Linked DNA regions of Homo sapiens: region 1 is linked to region 2. The links are chromatin contacts, found by Hi-C or POLR2A ChIA-PET in ENCODE. All regions are on one chromosome and are shown on one strand. The core of a region is the stretch at or near the end of the contact, and the rest is flanking DNA. Distances in the headings are between cores, read along the strand shown.

Region 1 (4,767 bases), core at 1,472-3,971, 360 kb after region 2:
AGAGCGACACACACTGGGCAGCCAGCGCCCACCCGGCCTGGAGGGAGGAGGGTGGTTCCACCCCAGGAACCACGGGACCTGCTGCCTAGCGGCCCTGTTCCACCCTTGGCCGCTCGCAAAATGTTTAGGCTTCATAAGGTTTGCCCAGGGTCACAAATTTAACTCACAGCAAACAATGAAATCAGCGCATGATTTTCGAGCCCTCGTGGTCACCCTCCCTTCCTCCTGCCCTTTCCTGCATGGGCAGCAGCAGGGTGAGGAGCTGCTCTCCCCAGGCCCAGGCTGGAGTCCCTCAGACGACCTGCCGGCCAGGGTACCCCCCTGCCCCCACACAGCGCCTGACAGAGCCCCCCACACTGGGGGAACGTGGGGACCCAAGCAGGGGCAGCGGCCTCACCGGGCAGGCGGCGACCTGCATCATGGCGTCCAGCCCACCCTCGGGTGCATCCAGGTTTCCGGAAATCAGCTGCTTCCCGACCTCGGTCTGAAACTGGTTGGAGTTGTTGGTCAGCTTCAGCACGTGCCTGAAGGCAAACGGGGGCTGGCACTCTTTCTCCTTGTTGGGGCATGGGTTTCGCAGCTTATCAGGGTGCGTGTTCACGAACGGCAGCACGGTCTTGTCCACGAAGGACCCGAAGCCTGCAGGGCACATGGAGGGGCTGGGGAGGTGGCAGGCTGGGCCCAGGTGGGAGGGCCAGCTTCAAAGGGGCACGAGGGCAAGCCTGTTTCCTCTCTCCTAGCAGGGAGGTGGAGAAAGCAAGATGGCACATGTGGAGTGTGTGTGTGAGCATGTGCGTTGTGCAAGCACACATGTGAACGTATGTGGGCGTGTGTGTGAACCTGGGAGTGTGCAATGTACATGGATGAGCATAAGTGTATGCATGTGTGTTCCTGCATGTATGTGTGTGACCAGGTATACATGTGGGCATGTGAACAGGTGCGTATGTGTATCTGTGTGTGCAGCCATCTGCATGTGTAAACATGAGTGTGTACATGCGTAGCACAACTGTGTGTGCACGTATTCCTGTATGCATGTGAGCATGTTCAGGTATGGACACACCTAGTTCACGTAGGTGACCAGGTACATATGTGGGCATGTGTGTTTATGTACGATTTATACATGTGAGTGAAGACATACATGGGTGATCATGAGTGTGCATGTGAGCATGTCTGTGTGCACATGTGGTCTTGCACGTGTGTATGACTGTGTGTGCATGTGTGTGCACATGCAAGTGTGAGCATGCATTCATGTGTGTGAGCATGCATTTGTGTGTGAGCGTGCATTCACGTGTGTGAGCGTGCATTTGTGCATGTGAGCATACATTCGCGTGTGTGAGCATGCATTTGCGTGTGAGCATACATTCATGTGTGAGCATACATTCACATGTGAGAGCATGCATTTGTGTGTTTGAGCATGTGTGTGAGCATACATTCACGTGTGTGAGCATGCATTCACGTGTGTGTGCATTTGAGTTTGGGTGTGCTTTTGTGTGTGAGCATGCATTCGCGTGTGTGAGCATCCATTTGTGCATGTGAGGATACATTCATGTGTGAGTGTGCATTCGCATGTGTGAGCGTGCATTTGCGTTTGAGCATGCATTTGTGTGTGAGTGTGCATTGCATGTGTGAACATGCATTTGTGTGTGAGCGTGCATTCACGTGCATGAGCGTGCATTTGTGTGTGAGCGTGCATTTGTGTGAGCATGCATTTGCTTGTGTGTGTGTGTGTTATCGTGCATGTGTGCATCCCCGCATGTAGGGAAGGTGGCAGAGTGCCGATGTGAGAAGCCACGGCCGGCGGGGAAGACATGCGCTGTGACTGACACACACGTGTGCTGGAGACCTGCTCTGTGGCAAGGCAGTGCTGGTGTAGAGCGGAGCCCTTGGCCCAGCAGAGCTTGCTGTGTGGTTTCTTCAGTGCTGCCGTCGCTGTGCCGTCTATATGTGTTGTGGTCTTTAATGTTTAATAATTGGCACTGTCAGAATTTTGTCTTTTAAACATACCAAGAAATAAATAAAGGAAGTAGAAGATGGAAGGGGAAGTGGAGGGCTGGACAATGTCTACAAGTGTTGGGGAGCCAGGGACTGGGTGTGGCCCCTGGCAGGGAGGCAGGCCGACTGCAGCCCTGTGGATGCCCTGGGGGGACCTGCATCTGGGGCCCCCAGATCTACCCTGGGGACCTGAGTGCGAGGAGTTGTGTGGGCCACAGGCAGGAGTGGCCAGGGTCTGGGAAAGGACTGGGTTTTGTCCTGCAGTGCCTGGGCCTCACCAATGCGGCCGGACTCGGTGATCTCGTTGAGGGCCCGGAGCAGGTCGCCACCTAGCTTCTTGACATTCCTGAGGTCATCAAGCATGGAGTAGGAGAGGTCCATCAGATAGTACAGGTCGATGGGGTAGCCCTTGGCCCGCCGGAAGGTCACGTTGAACGCTGCTGCCTGGCCTGCCGGTGGGGACAGAACAAAAGGAGCCACACCTCACATCTCACACAGGGTGTCTGGGGGCGTGTGGCCCCGAGCGGGCTGTGCACTGGCACCCTCTCCTCCAGCCCCCAAATCCTCCTGACCTCCCCTCTCCCCGCCTGGCAGGAGAGCTGAGGACCAGACACAGGACATCCAGGCAGGCTGGAGTTTCAGAGGAAGGACATGACTCCCGGACGCAGGCATGTGCCTCGCAGTGACACTGAAACCCGCCTGGGGTGCTTAGAGTTGACGCCAGCGACATTGGGGACGCCTTTCATTGAGAGTGGCAGCGGCTCACCTGGGCTCACACCTAACCCGGCCCCATGCCTGCAGTCCCACGGGCGCCCTCATCAGCAGCCACATAGACAGGCATCACACGAACCTGGCACTTCCCAGCAAGGCCCACGCGGGCCGTCCCCAGGAGGCCCCTTTCTCCATCCCAGCCCTGGACTTCCGCTCGCCCGCGTCTCAGTCACACGTGCGGTTGTGTAGCTGTCTGTTTACCTGTCACCGCAACCAGCCTGTGTCCCTGGCTCCCAGAACCGTGCCTGGTACAAGTCAGCTCTCCATAAACACACATCATGTTAATGAATGAGCAGGGAGGGAGGGTGACGAAGCCTGTCCCCTCTGCCCCACCCTCCAGCCTTCAGCCCCCCTGGGCGGCAGGACAAGTGCAGAGCCCACTCCACCCCCAACCTGCCTGCTGCCACACCCTGGGAGAAAGGGTATGTGCCCCTCCTCACAGACACACACACACGCACTCCTACACATAAATACACCACATGCACACACAGTCACACATGGCATACACACCCACATATATGCACACACACAATACTCACACACAAATATAACTCATGCACACACAGTCACACGTAGCACACACGCACCCACATATACACGCACATGGCACCCACACACAGCAAACACACCACAAATATGCACACACACCACAAACACCAACCACCACACATGCACGCATACACACACACCTCACACTCATACACAACACCAGACACAAAGCACACATACTATATGTACTTGTTCATATACACAAACACACCACATGCACGCACACACACTCGCACACACATACACACACCAAACACACACACATGCACTCACGCACATACACCACACACATGCACTCACATACACATGCATGCCACACACATATACACATGCCACACACATGCATTCACACCCATACACACACGTGCCACACATATACACACACCCCACACAATGCTAAACACATACATACCACACACACCATGCATACACACACACCACACACACATGCGCTCACACACACACACACTCACCCACATTCACACCCGGCACTCCTGGCCCTGGCCCTCGCCCTGCTGTGCCTTGCAGCCCTCAGAGGCTTCACTTGGCCTCTGGGCCAAGGACCCCAATCACTTTCTATGAAGGGCCAGACAGTAAATGTGTTTGGCTTTGGGGGCCGTGCGGCGTCTGCAGCGACATGGAGGAGGCAGCCAAGACCATGTCCCCACGAGCAATGTGGCCATGCTGCAGTCAAAGGGCACAGACATAGGCCTTTGGTGGCTGACCAAGGGGCCCCGTCCCTTCCCTTCCAGAGTAGAGGCTCAGCGAAGGGCCAGCAGGCTGCGGGGGTAGGGCCAGGACCCCGCGAGAGGACAGTCCCTTCCCAGATCCTGCCGCCCTGCTCTGGGAGCCTGTGGCCCTGGGGTGCTGTTAAGATCTCTCCCTGGTGCTCACCCGAGTTTGCCTACCCTCACCTGCATCCACCCGAGCTCACCTGTGCCCTCCCAGAGGCCACAGCATTTGCCCCCTGCACAGTGGGGATGCATGCCAGGCCGTGGGCAGCCACTCCCCCACCCTTCCCCACGGCACAAGGATGCCCCCACTCAGGCGCACCCCCACCCTCCAGGACGATCCTTCCTGACACCTCCAGCACCACAGAGCTGCACAAACTCTGGCCACAGGCAACACCTCTGTCAGCCTCAGTTTCCTCACTGTGAAGTGGGGCGTGGGGAAAATACATCAGAGCTGCCTCCAGGGGCCACAGGGCCAGGCCCTCGAGTTTGAGGTCAGAGGTGGAGGTTCCAGCACGAAGGGGCTTGTGCCTGCTCACGGGGCAGCGAGGGGCAGGCCTGACCCTACCACCAGGGTGGGGTTTTGTCCCCTGCTGCCCCCAGGGACACCTGGGCCCTGCTCCTGCAGGACCTCCCCAATGGCTCGGCCCCATCCCTCACTGTCTCCCAGCTGCCTCCCTCCCGGCTGCTGCTGGCTGTCACCTGGCCGCCTGCACCCTGGGCC
Region 2 (5,047 bases), core at 455-2,954:
CCCACCCCATGATGCTTTTGTTCCCATCGAGTCCCTTGTCTCCTGCGCAGGTGCAGCAGCCCCTCCCTCTCCCCTCGCATTGCTGCTAAAACGGGCAGAACCCTCGGGCGGGCGGCACACAGGGAGGGTGACCAGGCCTGGAGGCTGCAGTGCCCGGACCCCAGGGCAGCTTCCCGGAAGGTGACCCTGCAGTGTGGGCTCTCCCAGGTGAGAGAGTGGGTGGGACAGTCCTGGGGCCTGGAGAGCCCCACAGCCCAGGGCATGACAGCGAATGACCAGGCTCAGGAAGACCCGGGCACAGGGGCTGAGCTGGGACTGAGCCTTCCTGGGAGTGACCGTGAGTCCCACCTGGTGACCCCCTGGAGGAGTTAGGCCACTGTCCCCTGTGACTTCTAGGTTAAGTCACTCATTCCTAAAAATAATCATGGCTGGAGGAGACCAATGTCAGCTCAAAACCATGTGTCCCCCAGGAACACAACAGAAAAGAGAATCAGGTGACCAAGGAGAGTTTATTGGGGAGCAGGAGGAGGTGCTGAGAGGTTCAAGTCGAGGCCAAGTGACCCAGAGCAGAGAAGCTGGGAGGGAGGACAGGGGACCTAGCAGGCAGGTGGGCACCTGCTGGAAGGCAAGAGCTGGGGAGCTGCAAGGATGGAGGCTCCTGGGAGCAAGGAGGGGGGGTCACCTCAGCACAGGGGAGACACGGGGACCCGTCCTAGGTGGGGGAAGCCACCTAACCCAGGTCAGGAACTGAGCCCAGCTGGCCCAGGGCGGGTGCCCATCAGCAGCTGGACTCCTGGCCTGAGCAGAGGCCTCAGCAGGCCGGGCGGGAGCACGCGGGGCGGCAGAGGAGGGACACGCAGGAGGCCGGGCGGCAGCAGCTGGCCTGGCAGGAGGAGGCAGGGGCACAGCAGGAGGAGACAGGCATACAGCAGGCGGGCCGGCATACAGGGCGGCAGAGGAGGGACACGGAGGAGGAGGGTCTGCAGCAGGAGGTGGTGCAGCAAGCCGGCTGGCAGCTAGACTGCTGGCAGCATGAAGTGGAAGCCCCAGAGCAGACGGGCACACAGCAGATGGGCTTGCAGCAGACAGGCTTGCAACGGACGGGCACGCAGCAGGCCTGCTGGCAGGGGGAGGAGGTGCAGCAAGCTGGATGGCAGCTAGACTGCTGGCAGCATGAAGAGGAATCCTCAGAGCAGGTGGGCACATAGCACACAGGCTTGCAGCAAACAGGCACACAGCAGGACTGCTGGCTGGAGGAAGAGGCACAGCAAGTTGGCTGGCAGCTAGACTGCTGGCAGCATGAAGAGGAATCCTTAGAGCAGGTGGGCAGGCAGCACACAGGCTTGCAGCAGACGGGCACGCAGCAGGCCTGCTGGCAGGGGGAGGAGGTGCAGCAAGCCGGCTGGCAGCTAGACTGCTGGCAGCACGAGGGCGTGCAGGAGCTGGTGCAGCCTGATTGGCAGGGGCTGGGCTCACAGGCTGCCTGGCAGCAGGGGCTGGACACACGGCTCACTGGGGTGCAGACCAGGGTCAGGCAGGGGGCCGGGGCGCAGCAGCTGAGGGCGCAGCAGTGGGGCTCACAGCAGCTCTCTGGGCAGGCATCCACCTGCCAGGAGTCGGAGCAAGCGCTGGAGCAGACGGACATGGTGGACGCGGCCATGCTGGGGTGGGGAGGAGGTGAGCTGCGGGAGGTGTGAGTGAGTGAGTGTGGGAGTCAGTGTGTGTGTGAGTGACTGAGTGTGTGAGTGAGTGTGTGAGCTTCGTGGGGCTCTGCTTTTATACCCCTTCTGGCCTTGTTGTTCCAGGGCCCACAGCGTCCCCTTCCTGGTTGCTGAGAGGTGGCGTGTGTCATGACTAGGGATGTTTGTTTGCCTGTGATGTGGCCCAGGTCATAAATCTCCTGTCCTGTCTGGGCTGTAGCCTGTCCCATGTGGATCCCTGGGGGCAAGAGTGGAGGTGGACCTGGTCCCAGCACGCCACCAGTGCAGTCCGGGTTGTAAGAAGGGGGCTGCGGAGGCAGGGGTGGCCCTTCAGCCTTATGCAAAGTGTGGCATGCCAGGGTGAGAGCTGTCCCACTCACGATCGTGGGGGCGTCTCCTCCCTAAAGCGGGTCCTCACTGAAGAGGCAGAAGCAGCTGGTAGAAGCACAGGATCACTGGAGCAGCCGGAGAGAAGGTGCAGCAGTGGCCAGCGAACCCCACAGTGGTGGCCCTGCACATTCCTTCCCCCATCCCCATCACTGAAGAAATTAGAGCCCCAAACAGGGAGAAGGGGAGCAAGGAAGGAGAGGCCATGCCCCTCCCCACGGCCTTCCCCGAGGTCCACTCAGACGTTGGTGTGGGAACGCTGGGGATAGGACTGGGTTTCGGACAGGAAAGAAAAGTTTTGAACTGGCCCATGGATTTGGTTCTGCTCTTAAAGGCCATAGCTTTATGATGTGCTTCAACCATAGATAACTCAAGTCCCGTTATCAATATTCTTAAATTTATTTTTTTTTTTTTTTGTACAGATGGCGTCTCAAGTGATCCCTCCTGCCTTGGCCAAAGTACTGGGATTGCAGGCGTGAGCCCGGTGCCTGGCCATCATCAGTATTTCTGCACCACGTGTCTTCCCTGTTCCTGTTCATTGTCCTTGCTGTCCTCAGCTTCCTTTCTTCAAACGTAAGCTGCATGTGAGCAGGGAGTGTGTTTGTCTTGTTCACCACTCAGTCTTCAAAGGCCTAAAATCATGCCTGGCCCAAGGAAAAGCCTTTATAAAAATGGGCTGAAATAATAAACTTTTTTGGAGAAATTATTGAAGAGTAATTTTGAGCTCTGAACGCGATTCCATTGTGCCACCTTTTTCTTATGCTGTATAAAATGCTCTGTCAAGTTCTCCTTTCGTGTGTGGGGAACTGGCTTACATCAGACTGGCCATCTAGCTGAGAAATATTAGGAAATCTGGTTTACAAACAAAATCTCTGTTCGAAGGGGCCGGGAGGTATCAAGACAGCTGAGACTTGAGTGAGTGAATCCGCATTAGAGAGAAACTGCACAGAAGTGAGTCCAATATTCCTTGTGGATTTTCTTACTGAGGCATTTACCAATTTACAGACCACAGCCAAGAGGCCGAGAGCCTGATCAGCTGAGCAGAGCTTTTAGTAGTCTCATGGAATTAGAAGAAAAAAACCACAGAGTTCAGGACCTGACAAGGTGGAGGGATTCTAGCAAAAACACCCTAGGCTTTCAGTTGGAAATGCTGAATGTAAGTGAAGGGCTACTCCCTAGGAGGAAGGAAAAACCAGAAAGAATGAAACCTATCTTTAAATAAACTCGCACTGAACTCATATGATCTGCCTGTAGCCTAACTGCCTCCCAGAAACAAAAGTGATCTCTTCTGGAGACAGCAGCATCAACAGAGGCTCAAATCATCTTATAAATTTTCATAAAGTCCTTCATGCAGTCAAAAAATTACTAGGGATATTAGAAGACAAGACCAACTGACCAAAAGACCAAGAGGAAAAAAACAAACAAGAGAAACAGACGTGCAGGAGATCTAGATATTAGAATTGTGAAACTGGAATTTAATGCTGATTAACTTGCTCAAGAAAATAGAGAACAAATGGAGAATTTCAGTGTCAAACTGGATTTATTAAATGGAATCAAACAAAAATTCTGGAAACGAAGAACACAATAGCTGAAATTAAGAACTAGGTAGCTTAGCTTTACAACATATAGACAAAACCAAAGAGAAGATTAGTAAAGGAAGGGAGATGAGGAAATTTCAAGCCTGAATACAGAGATGGGAAAGAAAAGAGGGAAATAAAGAAAGTGGAGCAATAAACATGCCTATATTTTGTGAAAATTTATGGGAAAAATGATTGAAATCCTACAAGGAGAGGAGTGAAATAGGGGTAGTAAAATATTTGAAGATGTAATGGACAAGAACTTTAACCTGATGAAATGCATAGATGCAAAGAGCATTTAAGAATCTTTAGGCCAGGCATGATGGCTCACACCTGTAATACCAGCACTCTGGGAGGCCAAGGTGGTCAAACTGCTTGAGCTTAGGAGTTGAAGACCAGCCAGGACAATATAGCAAAACCCAATCTCTACAAAAAATATGAAAAGTTGGCCCACTTTGGTGGTACATTTGTAGTCCCAGCTACTCAAGAGGCTAAGGAGGAGAATCACTTGAGCCTGGGAGGTAGAGGCTGCAGTGAGCCAAGATTGCACCACTGCACTCTAACCTGGGCAACAGAAAGAGACCTGTTAAAAAAAAAAAAAAAAGAAAAAGAAAAGAAAAAAGAAAAAGAAAAAAAGGAACCCTCCAAACCAAGAATCTTTAGCAAGTGAACACAAAGAAAACTACACCTGGGCACATTGGGGTTGAAATCCAAAGACAGAAAAATTTAAAAACAGCCAGAGGAAAACAAGACATATTACCTTCAAAGAAGCAACAATAACACTTACAGATGACTTCTCAGTAGAAATGATGAAAGGCAGAGGACAATGGAATGATATATTTACTGTCTGAAAGAAAAGAAGCACAAAGCTAGAATTCTATACCTGGGAAGAAGATTCCCCCAAATGAGAACAGAATAATGACATCCTCTGGACACCGAGAGGATATGTCACCAGCAGGATCTGCACTACAGAAAATACTAAAGGGAGCATTAGGTAGAATGAAAACAAGCACAGATGAAAGCAAGAAGTTGATAAGGAAATGAAGTGTAACAAAAGAAGAACACATGGGGAAAATCTAAATGAATGTTGACTGTATAAAATGTAAGTTGTAAAATATTTATGGAAATAAAATACATGGCAAGAACACAAAATTCAGGAGGGGCTACATAGAGTTAAAGTGGCTTAAGCACACTGCACCATCTGAAAAATAATATAAGGTCTAATTTACATGAGACTTTAAAAAGTCATGGATTCATGTTATAATCTCCACTATAATAACAAAGGAATATACGACTCACTAGGAAGTAGATGCTAGTACTTGGCCGAATCATTCCTCCCCAAAGGTTGTCTCCACCCAGAACCTCCCAATATGACCTTATATG

The links. Hi-C counts contacts between places; a loop is a spot of excess contacts on that map. ChIA-PET counts read pairs that join two places held with the same protein, here RNA polymerase II (POLR2A). Pooled maps may share reads with other maps.
Region 1: a pooled map of ovary shows a loop between it and region 2 (2.0-fold over the local background). The contact joins the enhancer-like site here to the promoter of KRTAP10-1 in region 2. A Hi-C loop is called at or near these places in 1 of 37 single-sample maps with no recorded cell type and 3 of 50 pooled maps. POLR2A ChIA-PET finds 5 or more read pairs at or near these places in 2 of 52 experiments (H1 and activated T-cell).

Annotation. Positions count from the first base shown.
Region 1 is chr21:44,901,095-44,905,861 of GRCh38, forward strand. It overlaps ITGB2 (integrin subunit beta 2), which reads right to left. Exons shown (of 16, transcript NM_000211.5): 5 at 2,271-2,441; 6 at 398-639. Among named protein-coding and RNA genes, the nearest start is that of ITGB2, 17 kb to the right of the region's middle. Within about 2 kb of position 2,722, at least 2 of the 41 ENCODE cell types and tissues checked have a DNase peak (open chromatin) inside an H3K27ac peak, as active enhancers do.
Region 2 is chr21:44,538,491-44,543,537 of GRCh38, forward strand. It overlaps KRTAP10-1 (keratin associated protein 10-1), which reads right to left and starts at 1,705. Exons shown (of 1, transcript NM_198691.3): 1 at 491-1,705. The coding sequence starts at 1,660. The coding sequence ends at 812. The region is part of intron 2 of TSPEAR (thrombospondin type laminin G domain and EAR repeats); the gene reads right to left. RefSeq lists enhancers at 1-89, 443-1,107.